Regions from separate parts of the Homo sapiens genome. Here region 1 is linked to region 2. A link is an interaction called in ENCODE POLR2A ChIA-PET data of the cell type or tissue named here. Cell type or tissue: Caco-2. All regions are shown on one strand.

Region 1 (8,000 bases), 250 kb after region 2:
GTGCTGCCTGGTTCCATTTTTTTTTTTTTTTTAAATCTTTGTCTTGACTGATGACAGAGAAGATTTGTCAAGGAGAATGAAGGTAATGGGTTCAGGAGTAGCACCTCTGAGACTGCTTGGGTCCCCCAGTCCCCACCTCAGGAAAGGCAGACCACTAACCCCGCCAAGTGGTTATTGTGGGTTATGATCCTGCCCATTTCCCAGGCAGACCCTGAGGCCCGAAGGTAGGCAGTTTTGTCCACAACTCGTACAGGTAAGGTTTGGGTGTGGAAGGGGAGCCTCAGGGAACTCCTCCCCTCCCGTGAAAGGCAGCCCCTGCCTTGATTCCTGTTCTGATCATCCCTAGCTCTTCCTGGGGCCTGAGCCCACCTGGCAGTGATAAGACGTCCAGCTGGACCCAGGGGTCAATGACAGGCCTCTGAGTTCTGGACCCTCAGGGCTAGGGAGGCCTTAAGGTCACCTGACCCAGAGGTCTCCCCATCATCCCCTCAGAGAAGGGGGCTCTCTGAAGCCTCCCTGACTGGGCTTGTTTGGCCCCTGCCTGCATACTTCCCATTGCAGGGAGCTCACTCCTCTCCTAGGCCACTGCATTCCACCTTGAGAAAGCTCACTGGGAGATATGCTTTGTCACACCAAGCCCCAAGATCTGTCCCTAGTGACTGCTCTCCCACACCAGTCCAGCTTGCCTCTGGGGCCATATAGCTTGGCTGCCCCAGGACACCCTGCAGAGGTTGTCCCAAGACCATCCATCTATTGGTCTTCATTCTCACCAGGCAATTTCAGGCACATGTCCAGGTCCCAGGAGACCTAGTGGTGGATCCTCAAGGATGAGGCCGTGGTCTGTGGCTGTTTTCAAACCTGAAGACAAAACCCTTTGCTACCCTCTGTCCTGTTTCATTGCCTGCCTGGGGCCTGTAAGGGGGGCATAGTCTCTTCTTTTGGGAGGAGGAAACTAAGGCCCCCAACAGCTTAGTTACTTGCCAGGGCCACCAATCCGTCAGTGATCTTCCAATCAGCAGGACTGCCTGTCGCCAAACCCCAAATCTTCACCCTCAAACTGGCCTGTTTGTGGCCAGTCCAGTGTGGGAGGAAGAGGACTTTGTGGGTGTCCAAGGGGTGGCCTGGGAGGAAGAGATCAAAGTAAGGGGCAACTACCTCATTCAGAGTGCAATGTAGGAGGTCAGCAGGCAACAGTGGCTCCTGCTGTGGAGTGTGCATGAAGAACACAGGACAGGCCGGGTGTGGTGGCTCACGCCTGGAATCTCAGCACTTTGGGAGGCCAAGGCGGGAGGATCACTTGAGCCCAGAAGTTCGAGACCAGGCTGGGCAACATAGAGAAAGCCTGTCTCTACCAAAAAATGTTTAAAAATTAACTGGATGTGTTGGCGTGTGCCTGTAACCCCAGCTACTTGGGAGGCTGAGGTGGGAAAATCGCTTGAGCCTGGGAGGCCAAGGCTGCAGTGAGCTATGATCACACCACTGCATTCCAGCCTTGGCTACAGAGCGAGACCCTGTCTCAAAAAAGGGACGTAGGACAGACCCCCTCAGGTGGTCACTCGAATGATACCTTCTCCATGGGACCTTCTCCTACCACTCTAAGCTAAAATTATAAACCCCTACGCAACGCATGTGCATGTGTGATTCCTACGCCCCTTCTCTGCTATATTTTTCTCCTTAGCATTTAAAATCTTTTAATACACTGTTCTACTTATTTATTGGTTATTGTCTCTCTCTCATGACTGAACATAAACTCCACCAGGGCAGGGGTTTTCGTGTTTTTTTTTCACTGCTGCATGTACTTAGGACGGTGTCTGGCATATAGTAGGTTCTCAATAAATATTTGTTGAGTGAATGAACAAATAAATTCCAGACGTGGTTCAATTATGTCTACACAGAGAGGACTGGGTGCACGGGGGTCTTGGCTTGAGGCTATTCATGTAGCAAGCTGTAGTTTGTACTTAAGAGTATGTGTTTATTGGGGATTGGGAGCAGATAGAGATTAAACGTGAGCACCAAAGGCCTTTAAGCCAGCCCTGGGGCTGCTTCTGCCTGGCCGTGTGTGTGAGATTTGGGCTGTGAACAGTCCCAGCTGAGACGGGTGAATAGAACTTCGCCTGGCAGGGCTAGGCAGCCTGCATCTCCCTCCTGCCCTGCCTGAGGTTTTCTCTGGTACTCTCACCTCCCTGCACAGGATCACTCCCTCTGCACCAGGGCCCGGCCAAGGATCTTCCTGGCTTCTCTCCCTCCCCTTGCCAGCCTAGGCCTCCCCACCAGGACCCAGGATTCCCATGAACACAACAAGTCAATTCGTGTCCCTCATTCATGGTGACACCAGACTGCTCCATCCTGCACTGTGGGGCTGAGTAGAGCTGGAGGACATGACTTGGTTGAGTGCCTGAGGCCCTGCAGACCCTGTCACTGCCCCACTTGGCTGGGTCCCCAACCTTTTGTCTGTCCTAGGGCATCCTCCCTCCTCTGTCTTCTAAGCCTTGGCCCCATCTTTCTTGTCAGCCCCATACCCTCAACTCTACCAGCCCTCAACTCCTCCTTCAAAGCAGACAGCCTTTCAGAGGGGCTGCCTTCAGCTTCCCACTGTCCAAATAAACCCGTGTGTCTGCACCTTCTCTCCTCACCCATCCACAGCCCCGCGGGACTCCAGGTACCACCTCCTGCCCTCTCTTCAGCACCTTCCCTGTGCTGCATCTGCTGGTTCCTTCCCCTCAGCCCAAACACTTCCCACTCCCCAGTCCCTCTCTCATCTGAGCAAAATGTCTTCCTTGACCCCTCGTGCCTCTCCGTCTGTTCCTCTTCCTCCCTGCGCAATCAAGCTTCTGGAAGAGTCACCCACAAGCCCTGCCTCCCTGCACCCATTTCTCACACACTTACAGTCAGGCCCAGGGCAGAGCAAGGAGCCTTTGAGCCCAGCTCCGGGAAGAGCAGTGGGCACTCTGTCTTCTGGGTGAGGCTGGCAAGATGGAACCAAGGAGCCAGCAACTGTCTGAGCTCCATCCACAAGGAAATCTCCAAAGTGATCTTGAAAACACAGGCCTCGGGGAGAAAACAGGCCACTGAGCATGACTGGGCTTGACGTCCCTGAGCACCACCCAGGGCTGGTGCAGGGCTAGGGGAGGAGAGCCACCTCTCTGGCTTCCAGGAAAGGGCCTGGACTCTGCCTGGAAGGTGGGTGGGGATCAGGGCCGGCAGGGGCACCTCCAGGACATCTGTGTAGCAGGGGATTAGGGAGGTGACTGGTTGGGATGATACCTTTGCATAGCTTGTGACACTGGTTTGAGAAAACATCAATGGTTTCTGTCACAGAATAGGAGGGGTCGTTGCTTATGGAGTAGGTGAGGGTTGGGGTACAGGGCTCCCCAGATTACTGCCCCTGGGGATACAAAATGTGAGGATTCACTCCTGGAACAGGTCTCTCCTCAGAGCTCCCCAGAAAACCCAGAGTTCTTCAAATCCCAGCCCATGGAATTAGATCCAAATGCCCAATCCCAGCATTTGTACCCCTCTGTCACCCATCACTGTTCCCTCTGCAAAGCTTGGCACCCAACAGACCTGGGGGTTCCCGTCCTGACTCTGCAGCTTATGAGCTGTGACTTTACCTCTCTGAGCCTCTGAGTCCTTAATTTTAAGTATTGTCAACAGTCACAGCATCACTGGGGGCTCAAATGAAATAATGGATCTAGATCACCTAGCCCAATACCTGGTGCACAGGAAGTATTTGCTCAGTGGGGCTTCTATTATCACCCATAATTTTATCATAGACCAGCCAAACTCATGAGAAATGACTTCCCTTGCAACCTTTGCTCCCTTCCTCCCTCCCTCCCTCCTCCATTCATTCATTCATTTGCCGTGCATTTACAAGGAGTCTTACAATATGCAGGCACCTCTCTGGGCTCTGTCCTTTGAGGAGCTCCCATTAGTGGAAAAGACAGATGAAGATGTAGAAACATGGGTCTCTGGGAAGACAAAGGAGGCCTCTAACCCTGTCTGTGGTATCAAGCAAGGCTCCCTGGAGGAGGTGATTCTTTGGTGGAGTGTGGAAAGAAAAAGGCAGGTGCTCCAGGCAGAGAGACCTGCTGGAGATGTGGGACCTCAGAGTACCTGCAAGTGTTTGTGTTTGCAGGTGCTGAGGGGCCTTGCAGGAGGTAAGGCTGTGGGGTCATTAGGGCCAGGCCCAACAGGCCTCAAAATGCCAGGCTACACACGTGGCCTCTGCATTGAGGGTGCCAGCTGAAGAAAGTCCTCATTGGGAGATCCCTTTCTAAAGCAGGGCAGAGGCATGATCAAATTTGAGACTTAGAAGGTCCCTTGGGCTGCTAGTTGGAGGATGAATTGGTTGTGGTTAGATTCAGAGAAAATAGAGCCTCAAATGGGGTTGTGGCCGTGGGATGGGGAGGCTCCAGGGACCAGCCAGTGGTAGGCTCACAGCAGTCTCAAATGGCAGGCTCACAGCAGTCTCCCCTGCCCCCTAACAAGCCCTGACAGCCAGAGTAGTGGAAAGACAGATGTTCCACACCAGCTCGCAGGTCACAGGTGGAAAGCTGAGGTCCAGAGCAGGCAAGAGGATGCTGTAGCCCTGCAGGGAGCTGGTGGGGAGCCTCCCATCTCTGTGTCCAGTCATCAAGCCTGATGCTCCAGCCAGGGGCAGCAAAGGCATGGCTTTGGTTGCAGGGGACTTGGAGGAGTAGAAGGATGACTTGCTCCAACTGCCAGACCCATGCAGGCCCTCCTCCATCAGACAGACTGGGGAGGGGAGCCCTTAGAGCTTCCAGAGTTCTCTCCTCACCTTTGCACCCATTTTGCAGTGAGGGTAACTGAGGCCAAGAGAGGAGAGACATTCGGCTCCTGGGATAGCACAGTCATCTGGACATGGGATGTCAGCTGTGGGAGACAGAGTACCTGGTTCCCAGGCCTGGCCTTGCCCCTGGGCAGCTGGATTCACAGTTCCCGAGGACACTCAGCTGGTGAGGGGTGGAGTTCTAATGGCACCACTGTCTGGCTCCTGCTTGGCCCTTGTGCCCAGCACAGTTCCCAGGGGTCACTTCCCTTCCATCCTAGCCTGTGTCTGTAAGCCATGGCTGAGCAGAATAGAACAGGAAGGAACTGTGTGCCATCTGCTCCAGATCACTGTGAATGTGGGCTGGTCCCTTCTTGGATGGAGGACCCTGGGCCCCACCCTGCCCAAGGGAGCCAGATGTCCTCAGCACAGCTCAGCTAGTCTGTGCCCCACTGGCTTTCCCAGGGTGGGCTTGGGTGGTGAAGCCCAACTCTGGTTCTTGGAGCTTACAGACTTGACCTAGCACCCTGAGTGTCTGGTCTGTGCTTGACCTGGACTGTACCAGGGCATGAGGATGGGCTGAGGGCGCGGATGAGCTGATATAGCAGACATAGTTACTGGCCATTTAGAGTGGTCAGTGCCAAGAGCCCGCTGTCCTCTAATCCCACCTGGAGAGGCCAGATGGGCAGGACTTGTCATTTCTCTGGTGGAAAAACTGAGGTCCCACTTCATGTCAATCACCAAGCCCTGTTTGTGCTCCATTTTCACATTTCAAACTCCTCTTCTCTCACCCCACGGCCCCTCCCCCAACCTAGACCACATCCTTCTCATGCTTTCTGGTTTTCCATCTCCAGGGCCATTCCAGCCCCTTTCTGTGGCCAGATGGACCCTGGCTCAGCAAAAGTCTGACTTCATTGTTTCTCTTTCTACGCCCTCTCTATATCTTCCCAGTGCCTGAGGATAAAGGCAAACCCAGTCCCTGCTGACCTCTCCACTCTCAGCTCCCATTCCTGCCCCTTGCACGCGACCTGCTGGACTCTGATTTACTTTCAGTTCCTGCTCTTCTTTTGCCCCTCGTCAGTGCTGTTTCCACCACTGGACTTCCCTCTCCCCACATCTGTGGCTGGCCAACTCCCATTGTAAACTCAGGGACAGGGGAGGCCCAGGTCCTGCCCACAGGTGTTCAGTGGGGACAAGGGACATCTACCTGAAGATCTATAACCCAAAGCCCCAGAGTCAGTGCCCCAGAGTCCTACCAGAACACAGGCATGGAGGGATGGTTCCACAGGAGAGAAGGCTTGGTGAGGAGGTGGCAGTGAAATGGTCAAGTGTATGTAGAGGCAAAAGGCAGAGTCTGTGAGAGGCCTGTTGAAGGATGGTGAACAGAGCTGGAGCTGCTCTGGATGTGCTTGAAAAGAGGCCCAAACTAATAATGATGATAATACAATTATTGAAGCCTTAGTGTGTGCCAGATGTGCATTGCCCCATTTAATCCTCATAAGGACCCCGCAAGGTGGGACTGGTTATTATTTTCATTTTATACTTCTGGTGGGGAAACCAAGCCACAAAGATTAGCTCAAGGTAGCACAGGAAGAAAGAATGACTCCTGGGCTAGTCTGAACCCAGGCAGCCTGGTTCCAGAGTGCATATTCTTAGCCCCTACAACAGAGCAGGACTGGGGTAGGAAGGATTTCAGGTGGCAGGGAAATCCAGTCCCTCTACTGTTCTGACCCAACCTGCCTGGGGCCCAGCTTGCCCTGGCCTTGCCCTTCCATCAGTCACAGGGCCTCATAAATGCTGCGTCCTTTAGGAAATCTTCAGTGATCAAATAGAAGGATTCCTTCTACTTCTCCCAGGCCCCTCACAGGAAGCCTAAGGTAAGGGACACCCTTCTAAGCAGAGCTTCCCAACCCTGGCTGCCCATCAGATTCCTGGACTCTTTCTGGGGAGGAATGTTTGCCTGTCCTGCATCTCTTCCTACTGGGAGACTCTCGCCCCATTCAGTGGCAATTTTCTTCATTCAAGGTGGTCACCAGACCCAGGATCCATCCAGACCCTTCACCAGTGATTGGTTCAGGGGCAACCAATTAGAGTTTGCCCCAGGAATTTTGTGGAACCAGCATGAAAGACTCTCACTCTTTTTCTCCTGGATTATTAGCTGTGCAGACCATGGAAGACTGGTGCTTCTGGAAGGAACTTGAGTGAGAATGTAGGAACCCAGTGGAAAGTCAGGAGAGAGATGTTCATGGCATCCTTGTAACTGCTGGATCTAGCCATGTCAGATCTAGGTCTACCTTGGGCTTTTTATTTATATAAACTGATATACATTTTCTTGCCTAAGCTAGTTGCATTTGTATCTTGTAACCAAAATATCCCTAACCACCCTGAACCAAAAGCATAGGCAAGAACAGCAACAACAGCAAATTAAATAAGTTGAAATTTATCAAAATTTAAAACTATTGTACATCAAAGGACATTATCAACAGAGTTGGAAGGCAACCTACAGAATGGGAGCAAATATTTGCAAACCATATGTCTGATAAGGTATTAATATCTAGAATGTATAAAGAACTCCTACAAACTAAACAGCAAAAGAAACAACCCAATTCAAAAATCAGCAAAGGACTTAGACATTTTTCCAAAGAAGATATACAAATGGCCAATAAGCATATGAAAAGATGCTCAACATTACTAATCAATAGGGAATGCAAATTAAAACCATGCGATAACACTTCACACCCATTAGGATGGCTATTATTAAAAAAAAAAAAAAAGGCCAACCTAGGAAATAAGTTGTTGGGGATGATGTGGAGAAACTGGAAACCTTTGCATTACTGTGGAAATGTAAAATGATGTGGTCTCTGTGAAAAATATTATGGCTATTTATCAAAAAATAAGCATGAAATTACCATATGATCCAGCAATTCTACTCCTAGAATTCCAACCAAAAGAACTGAAGGCAAGGACTCAAACAGAAGTTTATACATCAATGTTCATAGCAGCATTATTCACAATAGCCCAAAGGTAGAAACAAGCCAAACAGCTGTAGATGGATGAATAGATAAATAAAATGTGATATATACATACAATAGATTATTATTCAGCCTTAAAAAATGAAATTCTGATACATACTACAACGTGGATGAAACTTGGAAACCTTATTCCAAGTACAACAAGCCAGTCCAAAAGGGACAAATACTGTATGATTCCA
Region 2 (8,000 bases):
CCCCGTCTCTACTAAAAATACAAAAAATTAGCCGGGTGTGGTGGCGGGCACCTGTAGTCCCAGCTACTCGGGAGGCTGAGGCAGGAGAATGGCATGAACCCGGGAGGTGGAGATTGCAGTGAGCTGCAGATTACACCACTGCACTCCAGCCTGGGCGACAGAACAAGACTCTGTCTCAAAAAAAAAAAAAAAAAAGAAAGAAAGAAAATAGCTGGATGTGGTCGTGAGCACCTGTAGTCCTAGCTACATGGGAGGCTAGGTGGGAGGATCCCTTGAGCCCAGGAGTTTAAGGCTGCAGTGAGCTGTGATTGTGCCACTAAACTCCAGCCTTGTGTGATTCTCCCAAATTACTGAGTTTATTAGATGTGTTTTCAAAGAAGGGGACTCTACTAGTAGTAAAGTGTGAAGACAGGGTGACAGTGAGACCCTGTCTGTAAAAAAAAGAAAAAAAAAAGGTTTTAAATACATGAGTTGGGCTTACTGAGTGTGGACTTCTCTGTGTGATGATTTGCCTGGGCTATGTGTGGGGCAACTACATGTCAGTATCTTTAGGTTTTTCCACTAGGGCTGGTCAGATTCTCCGGAAGAATCCTCTAGTCTCCTTCCTACAAGTTGGAGGCCTGGCTGCCTGTGGTCTGGAAGCTAAGTGGGAGAACAAGGCTGTAGGGGGATCCTCAATATTCATTTCACTTACAGTCTTCTTTGCTGTATAGTAACCCTGCCCTCAACTGTGCCTGTTATTTCTTTGTCTGGAGACCCTCTCTGTTTTACTCTCTCCAGAGGGAAAAGAAAACCTTTAGTCTTCTATACTAGGGGAGGCAATCTTGGTCTTTAACTGGTTCTCAGACAGATTTTCATGTAATCAATTCCCCTGATTTTAGCATGCTTTCTTTCTAGAAATATATGGTACTGCCGGGTGTGGTGGCTTACACCCTGTAATCCCAGCACTTTGGGAGGCTGAGGGGGCCAGATCACCTGAGGTCAGGAGTTCGAGACCAGCCTGGCCAACATGACGAAACCCCGTCTCTACTAAAAATACAAAAATTTTCCAGGCGTGGTGGTGGGCTCCTGTAATCCCAGTTACTCGGGAGGCTGAGGGAGGAGAATTGCTTGAACCCAGGAGGTGGAGGTTGCAGTGAACTGCGATCGCACCATTGCGCTCCAGCCTGGGTGACAGAGTGAGACTCCGTCTCAAAAAAAAAAAAATAAATAAATAAAAATAAAAAATGAAAGAAAGAAATACATGATACTGCCAGTTTCTGAGCCTTGTGTGGCTTCTACAGGTAAAATTGAGTTAGTTTTTGTTTTTTCCCACTGCTGACTTAGTATTCATTTTCCTTGGATCTAATAAGTCAGTTTCTGCTCATCCATCTGCTTTCTAGCTTTCAGTATTTTATGGCTATTGCTCGTCTCCATTTCTCTTTGTTTTTATGGTTTTACACTTCATTTAAAATCCAAAAGTAGGGTCTAAGGAGAGGACATTTATTCAGTTTATCAACTCTATGAAGATGTCTGTATCAGCATTTCATTCCCTGTTTGACAGGTGAAGAAATCATGTATTACCATGTTTGAAGGTAGCTATTTGCACTGGGAAGAGTATGGGCTTTTGATTCTGAGAGGCTTGGGTTTTGAATCTATTGCTTAACAAGCTGTGTGACCTTAGGGCACTTATTCATAATTCCACCAATAAATTTTTATGTCCATTAGCAAATTAGGTAGAGGCACCCACCAGATGACTAACTTACCTTGACAGTTGATGCTTTATTCATTTAAGCACTCCCCCCAAAAGTTTACTGTTTTGAGTGAATTTTCTCCCTAAAAACATTATATATTACCCTCTTCAGAATAGTCAGAACATTATTGAATCTTTCTTGAGGTTCAAGTTAATTATTTTGAACATCAGCTAGTCTGCTTTTTTATGTTACAGTAATACATTTTATACTAAATACCCTAATACTGTACTTTAAAACAAAAAAGCTAAAAGCCACTTTTTGGTGTGAATACTATGCTTTTTAGATTTTTGTGGTTGTTTTGAATTTTTTTTTTGGCCTTTTCTCCTTGCTGTTGGTGAAACACAACAGAGAATATGGTTCTCCTTTCTTACTTGGTCACTTTTCTCCTACTCTGTGTGGTGCTCCCAAATTACGGTTTATTAGATGTGTTTTCAAAGGAAGAGTAAGGCCCTAGGGACTCTACTAGTAGTAAAGTGTGAAGAATTAAAGACAGTTATTTTGGCTTTAGAGAGACCTTTTTTGCTTGCTTCCTAGTTCTCTGTGTGTTCCAGAAAGACAAGGTAATTGGGTTGCTGAATTCCACGTAAGTGACATATTATAATGAAACTTCATGATTTCTCAAATAAATTGCTTTCATCTATATTATCTCATTTTTTAAAGCTTCATAATGATTCTATAAGGTAAGTAGGGCAGGTGGGATTATCCCCATTTTATAGATTGGACAATCTGAAGTTCAGAGAATTAAATGCCTTGCTCTATCACATAATTGAGTGGTAAGCTGGGACTAATCTCAGGTTGTCTGATTCGAACCTTACTGCTCTGTCGTTTCTCTGTTCTAGCCTTTGTATATGGACTTCTACAGAGAAGGTCAAATTCTTAAGGTCAGAGAGCAATGCAGTAAGGAATACTTCTCATTTGATCCTGTAGTAGCCTGGTGGGACAGGTAGCATTTTTCCTCTTTCCCAGCTGAAAATTGAAGTTCAGAGAGATTAAATGACTTGTCCAAGTTCACCTGAAAAAATAAGGCATGACAGTGTCTGGGACTCATTCTCTTCTTTTGACTCCAACTCCTGCTCTCTGATTGCGGTGCATGATGCATCCGCCCTAAGTCAGAATGAGCTGCCAAAAGAAAAAATATGCCACCAACATTGAAATTTAGATAGCAATGGTTTGAACTGTAGTAAACAACCAAGTCCTCTTCTCTGGGAAGGTTTCAGCTGATTGGAATTCTCAGTCTATTTTCCAATTTATGTAGAGGAGGAGGATAAAGAACTGTTGTGTTTGGACTTGCAAAAAACTGATTCCTTTAGTGGAAGCTCTAAAGATATACAGTTGCATTGCTGGTTTGGCACAAAGAAATACTTAAGCTCTCAAGTACAAATATTTACTGAATTTCTAGTACAGCCTAATGTTCTAGACCCCAGGAAGGATTTGTCATGAATTGGGAAATCTTAGGGCTCCAGGATCCATTCATTCTTAGGCTTAAAGGCTGAGTTTATCCAGGCAATTCAGTAGAGCAATTTTATATACATTACTCCTGCGGTGTACTAGGAATAATAACAGGCACTGGGCAGGGGTGGGGTAGGTATATGTCCTGATAAGAATCTCATGGTTTGTTTGGAAAGAGACACACAAATAATTACATTACAGCATAATAAGTTATAATGAGAGATGTATAAAGAGCACTAAACAGATAATCATTAATTTTGCCCAGATCAAGGGTGCAGGGAATGACTGGAGAAAAGTTTACAGTGAAAGTAATACTTGGGGCCAGGCATGGTGGCTCATGCCTGTGATCTAAACACTTTGGGAGGCCAAGGAGGGTAGACTGCTTGAGTCCAGGAGCTTGAGACCAGCCTGGGCAACATGGTGAAAATCTTTCTCTACCAAAAAAAAAAAAAAAAAAAAATTAGCCAGGCATGATGGTGTGCGCCTGTGGTTCCAGCTACCTGGGAGGGTGAGGTGGGAGGATCACTTAAACCTGGGAGGTTGAGGCTGCAGTGAGCTGTGATCACACCACTGCACTCCAGCCTGGGTGACAGAGGGAGACCCTGTCTCAAAAAAAAAAAAAAAAAAAAGTGATACTTGGTCTGTGCTTTGCAGGATGGGTCAGCTCTTTAGACAGAAGGGGAATGAAAGGCATTGTGGGCAGAGAAAACAGTATATGCAAAATCACAGAAATATGAAAGAGCTTGTTGTTTTAAGAGAAGCAGTGAGAAGCTTGATTCAGTTAGAATTGGAGAGTAAGGTAACCTAGGTCTCCTCTCTGGTCTGGGGCTCTCAAGATCTCTTCCTGTTACTCTGTACCAGTGTCTGCTCATTATAGGTATATTCTTACTCATGTGCAAGTGCTCTCTGAAACAGGCTGCATCTCCTCTGCAGTCTTGCCAGGCTTTCTTCAGAGCTTAGTTAGCATAATTATATTCTCCTCTCAAAAGCCTTCCAGGATGTTGTCGTTCATCTGATATCTATTGCTCTTTGTGAGCCAGTGCAGTTCATCTCCTAAGTTAATACTGATGAGTGTTCATCCATAATTTGTTTCTGTATTGCTTTCTACTTTAGGATTTGCCATTAGTGATATTTCTGGTTATGCCCAGAGTTGAGGCTTCTTGTTTGGTTACTTGCATTTCTTAAGCCTTGGCTACAGGTTTATTTTGAAGTTGTTTAACCCTCTGTTCAACTCAGGTATCTTTCAGATTGGGGAGTAAAGTGTAGTGAAATGAGACTCTCTAGGAAGCCTTCTCCCACTCTCCCAGAGTTAGTAATTCCTATTCTGTTTGTCTTAGTGCTTGTCATCCTCCATTAGAACTCCTTCTGGTTTCAGTGTCTGTCTCCTCTACTAGATAGTAGGTTCCCCTGATGGGAGGGATTTGTTAGTTCATCTCGTTTTTTTCAACAGCCAACATAGAGCCCAGATGCAGAATAGGTGTTTGCTACATGTTTATTGTTTATTGAGAGTTGGGAACAGGACTACAAATCCCAGGTTTACCACTGTGTGACTTTGGGCAGGTCACTCCAATCTTTGGAGCTCCAGTTTATCTGTAAAATATGGGGGCTGCACTCTATGACCAGGATCATAACATTTATCCTACTTAGTCAGGATCCAGTTGAGGAGACAGAAATGCCATCAATAATTTAAATAGATAAAATTTAATATTAAGAATTGTTTAGGTAAAAGGTTTTTAACTACTTAAAAGAGATAAAAGAGAATTCTAAGGTATAATAGAGATAGTAACTGCAGAAAAAGATTGCTGTACCTAAGGCTGAGGGAAAAGTGAAAAAGGAAGGAACTTAGAGCTCCACAAGGCTGAGATTCAGACCTCAGAGGAGAGTATGGCTGCTGTGGCAGTATGCTGCTTGTTGCTGTGGTGAAGAAGAAACTGGCTGGAGGGCACTCACCTCAGAACCTGGAGAGTCGCTGCTTTGAAATGTACCAAGATTCCCCTGCACACTGATCTACTTGCTACTTTGTGAAAAACTGAGCATTGCAACTGGCTTTGTATTCTCCTTCCAGCACCCTCTATCGGCAGAACCTAATAGCCACTCGCTCCACTGGGAAAGGAGAAATGTAGTCAGCCTAGGTTAGTCTCGTATCACAGAGCAAGGCAATGAAGAATTGGTTTGGAACTGTAAGGCAATAATTTAACTTCTGTATTATAATTGTCTGTTTTTGATATGTCTTCCTTATTGCACCATGAACTTGGTAGTGTCTGGAACAGTCTGATTTGTCTCCATATCTGCATTGTCCCAGAAGTGACTTTGGCACTAAAAAGTTGATCATTAATTACTGTTTGGGCCAGGTGTGGTGGCTCATGCCTGTAATCCTGGCACTTTGGGAGGCTGAGGTGGATGTATCACCTGAGGTCAGGAATTCGATACCAGCCTGACAAACATGGTGAAACCCTGTCTCTACTAAAAATACAAAAATTAGCTGGGTGTGGTGCCGGGCGCCTGTAATCCCAGCTACTCTGGAGACTGAGGCAGAAGAATTGCTTGAACCCAGGAGGTGGAGGTTTCAGTGAGCTGCGATTGCTCTCAGCCTGGTCAACAGAGCAAGACTGCGTCTCCAAAAAAAAAAAAAAAAGAAGAAAAAGTTGTTTGAATGAAGGAATGTCTCTTGAAGATAGGGAAAGTTAGGTGTTTCTCTAGGTTGGCTTAATTCTGATTCTTCTTGGAATGGATTGGGACCACTGGAATAGGCATCCTCCCTAGAAGCTCTGTTCTTAACGTAAGTTAAAGCTTTATTGAATGTCATTTTTCTTGTGCCTGTCATGTGCATAGCTTGTGTTAGATGCTAGAGAGAAGGTAAGGAGAACATTCTATTGTTGATATTAATATACTCTGAGATTAAACATATCCTCTTTCCTAAAGGGTGACCATCTGAAATCTAGGGTAGGTGCTTTGCACATAGTGTACTCCTCAGAAGGGCAAAGAGACAAACATTATCTGTCATTTACAATAGTTTATTTCATTTCTGGAGCCCATTTTTAAAATCCATTTTACAGATGGTGAAACTGAGGCTCAGAAAGGTTGAGAGACTTATGCAAAGTTATACAGAAAGTAAGAGGCAAAGCTAGGACATGAGCCCAGGTTTGGCTGTTCTAAAATTTGAACAGGCAACACCTTCCTTTCTCCCAGCTTATGAAGGCAAGCATAGAGTTTTTGCTAGCTGATAGCAGTAGAAATCTGTGGAAGTGATTTCTCTTCCTAGCTGTTTGGGGGGCTGGGCAAGCAACAACAATGCACAATAGCAGCACTTGCAAGCTGCAGTGATAATGTTTGGTAATAATCGACCTTTTAAATAAGCCAGTTAGAGCTTGAGCTTCAGACACCTGATTTGTGAAACAGTTGCTACCTAGCAGCAGGGTACTTTTTTTTTTAAATCCCACACTAGCAGCTCACAAAAGAATGCAGATGTATTCCCTGCAATATTAAGCGTCTCTTTTCTTGCTCTGGCAGGTTTCTTTCCTTTTTTGGGGGCTGAAGTTAGGTAGACCACTTAATTATTATTAGGAAGCAAAATTTATGAGGCTGATGTTGTTGCTCCTGGGCCAACAGACACAAAGACTCTCAGTAAAGTATTTAGGATTGGGAGTCAGTTATGCCTTTCCCAGGTCATCATCCAGGCACAAGTGGGGACCCTGGTCTCATTACTTGCAGGGTCAGAGTGTTACAGGACAGAGGTCCAGGTTCCAGACCCCAAGAGACGGTTCTTGGATCTCACGCAAGAAAGAATTCAGGGCGAGTCCTAAGTGCAAAGTGAAAGCAAGTTTATTAAGGAAGTAAAGTGGTGAAAGGACAGCTACTGCATAGACAGAATAGGACATTCCTGAAAGTAAGAGGAGGAACACATCCACTCTAGGTACAATATTTATATATATGAGGAGATGTGTTCTGCTACAAGGGTTTGTGATAAAGGATTAATTTTCTTAATTACTATATTTTTCACGAATTGATACTATTATCTTTAAAGCAAAATTAGGAATGCTACTTTGTTTTCCGGATATTGGGATATCTGTACACTCCCAAGTGTGGGTCTGTTTAGTAAACATTATTAATTTGTTCCCTTAACCGTAAACATCTGGAGGCTAGGAATGCCTGACTTTCTGAGAATGCAGCCTAGCAAGTCTCAGCCTCATTTTCCTAGCCCTCATTCAAAATGGAGTCGCTCTGGTTCGAACGCCTCTGACAAGAGTATTGCACATGGCCTGGGAGAGATTCTGTTCTAGGAGACAGTTTTCATCAAAAGTATTGGATGAGGCCAGTAATGTCAGGATTTGCTAATCAAATTATTTAGCTGTTTATTTTGTGATTATCCACTGCATGGCTACAGAGACTGGCTGACATGAAGGTGTGCTCTCATGATGAGAGTGAGAAGTCCTTGGATCAATGTCATCTTTCCTTAGTTTCTTTTGGTACTATCATTATTGAGGGAATCTTAGGATAGTCACCTTCCTCTTTGGTTTTCCTGGCTGTGAACACTGCTGCCTAACTGCTTTTCAGAAGTGATGACATTTATTCTTTGGTAGGAGCTGAAAGAGCCTGTATGTGTCACTTATTTTTAACTGCATACTCTATATAAGTTGAAGTCTTTTTTTTTTCGTTTTGTCATTTAGCATAGAACAGGAAAGGTGGTGTAGTGGTATTAGTATGAGCTTTTCTAGAACCCACCTGGGCAAAACCCCCTTCTGCTACTTAATAACTTAATAGTTATTTATCCCTTCTGAGCCTCAGTTTTCTCATTAAAATGAGAATAATGATAATAAT

What was found. Peaks named below come from ENCODE experiments on the same cell type or tissue, not always from the same donor. Only the 100,000 strongest peaks of a DNase experiment are listed, where the experiment ranks them.
Region 1: POLR2A ChIA-PET joins it to region 2 with 11 read pairs; 2 of 35 experiments call an interaction of 5 or more read pairs at or near these places.

The regions. Positions count from the first base shown.
Region 1 is chr11:73,278,607-73,286,606 of GRCh38, reverse strand. The region is part of intron 1 of P2RY6 (pyrimidinergic receptor P2Y6); the gene reads right to left. Among named protein-coding and RNA genes, the nearest start is that of P2RY6, 10 kb to the right of the region's middle. In Caco-2, no CTCF peak of the experiment used is centred here; DNase peaks (open chromatin) are centred at 396, 2,066, 4,626 and 5,906.
Region 2 is chr11:73,527,614-73,535,613 of GRCh38, reverse strand. The region is part of intron 1 of FAM168A (family with sequence similarity 168 member A); the gene reads left to right. Among named protein-coding and RNA genes, the nearest start is that of FAM168A, 66 kb to the left of the region's middle. In Caco-2, no CTCF peak of the experiment used is centred here; no DNase peak of the experiment used is centred here.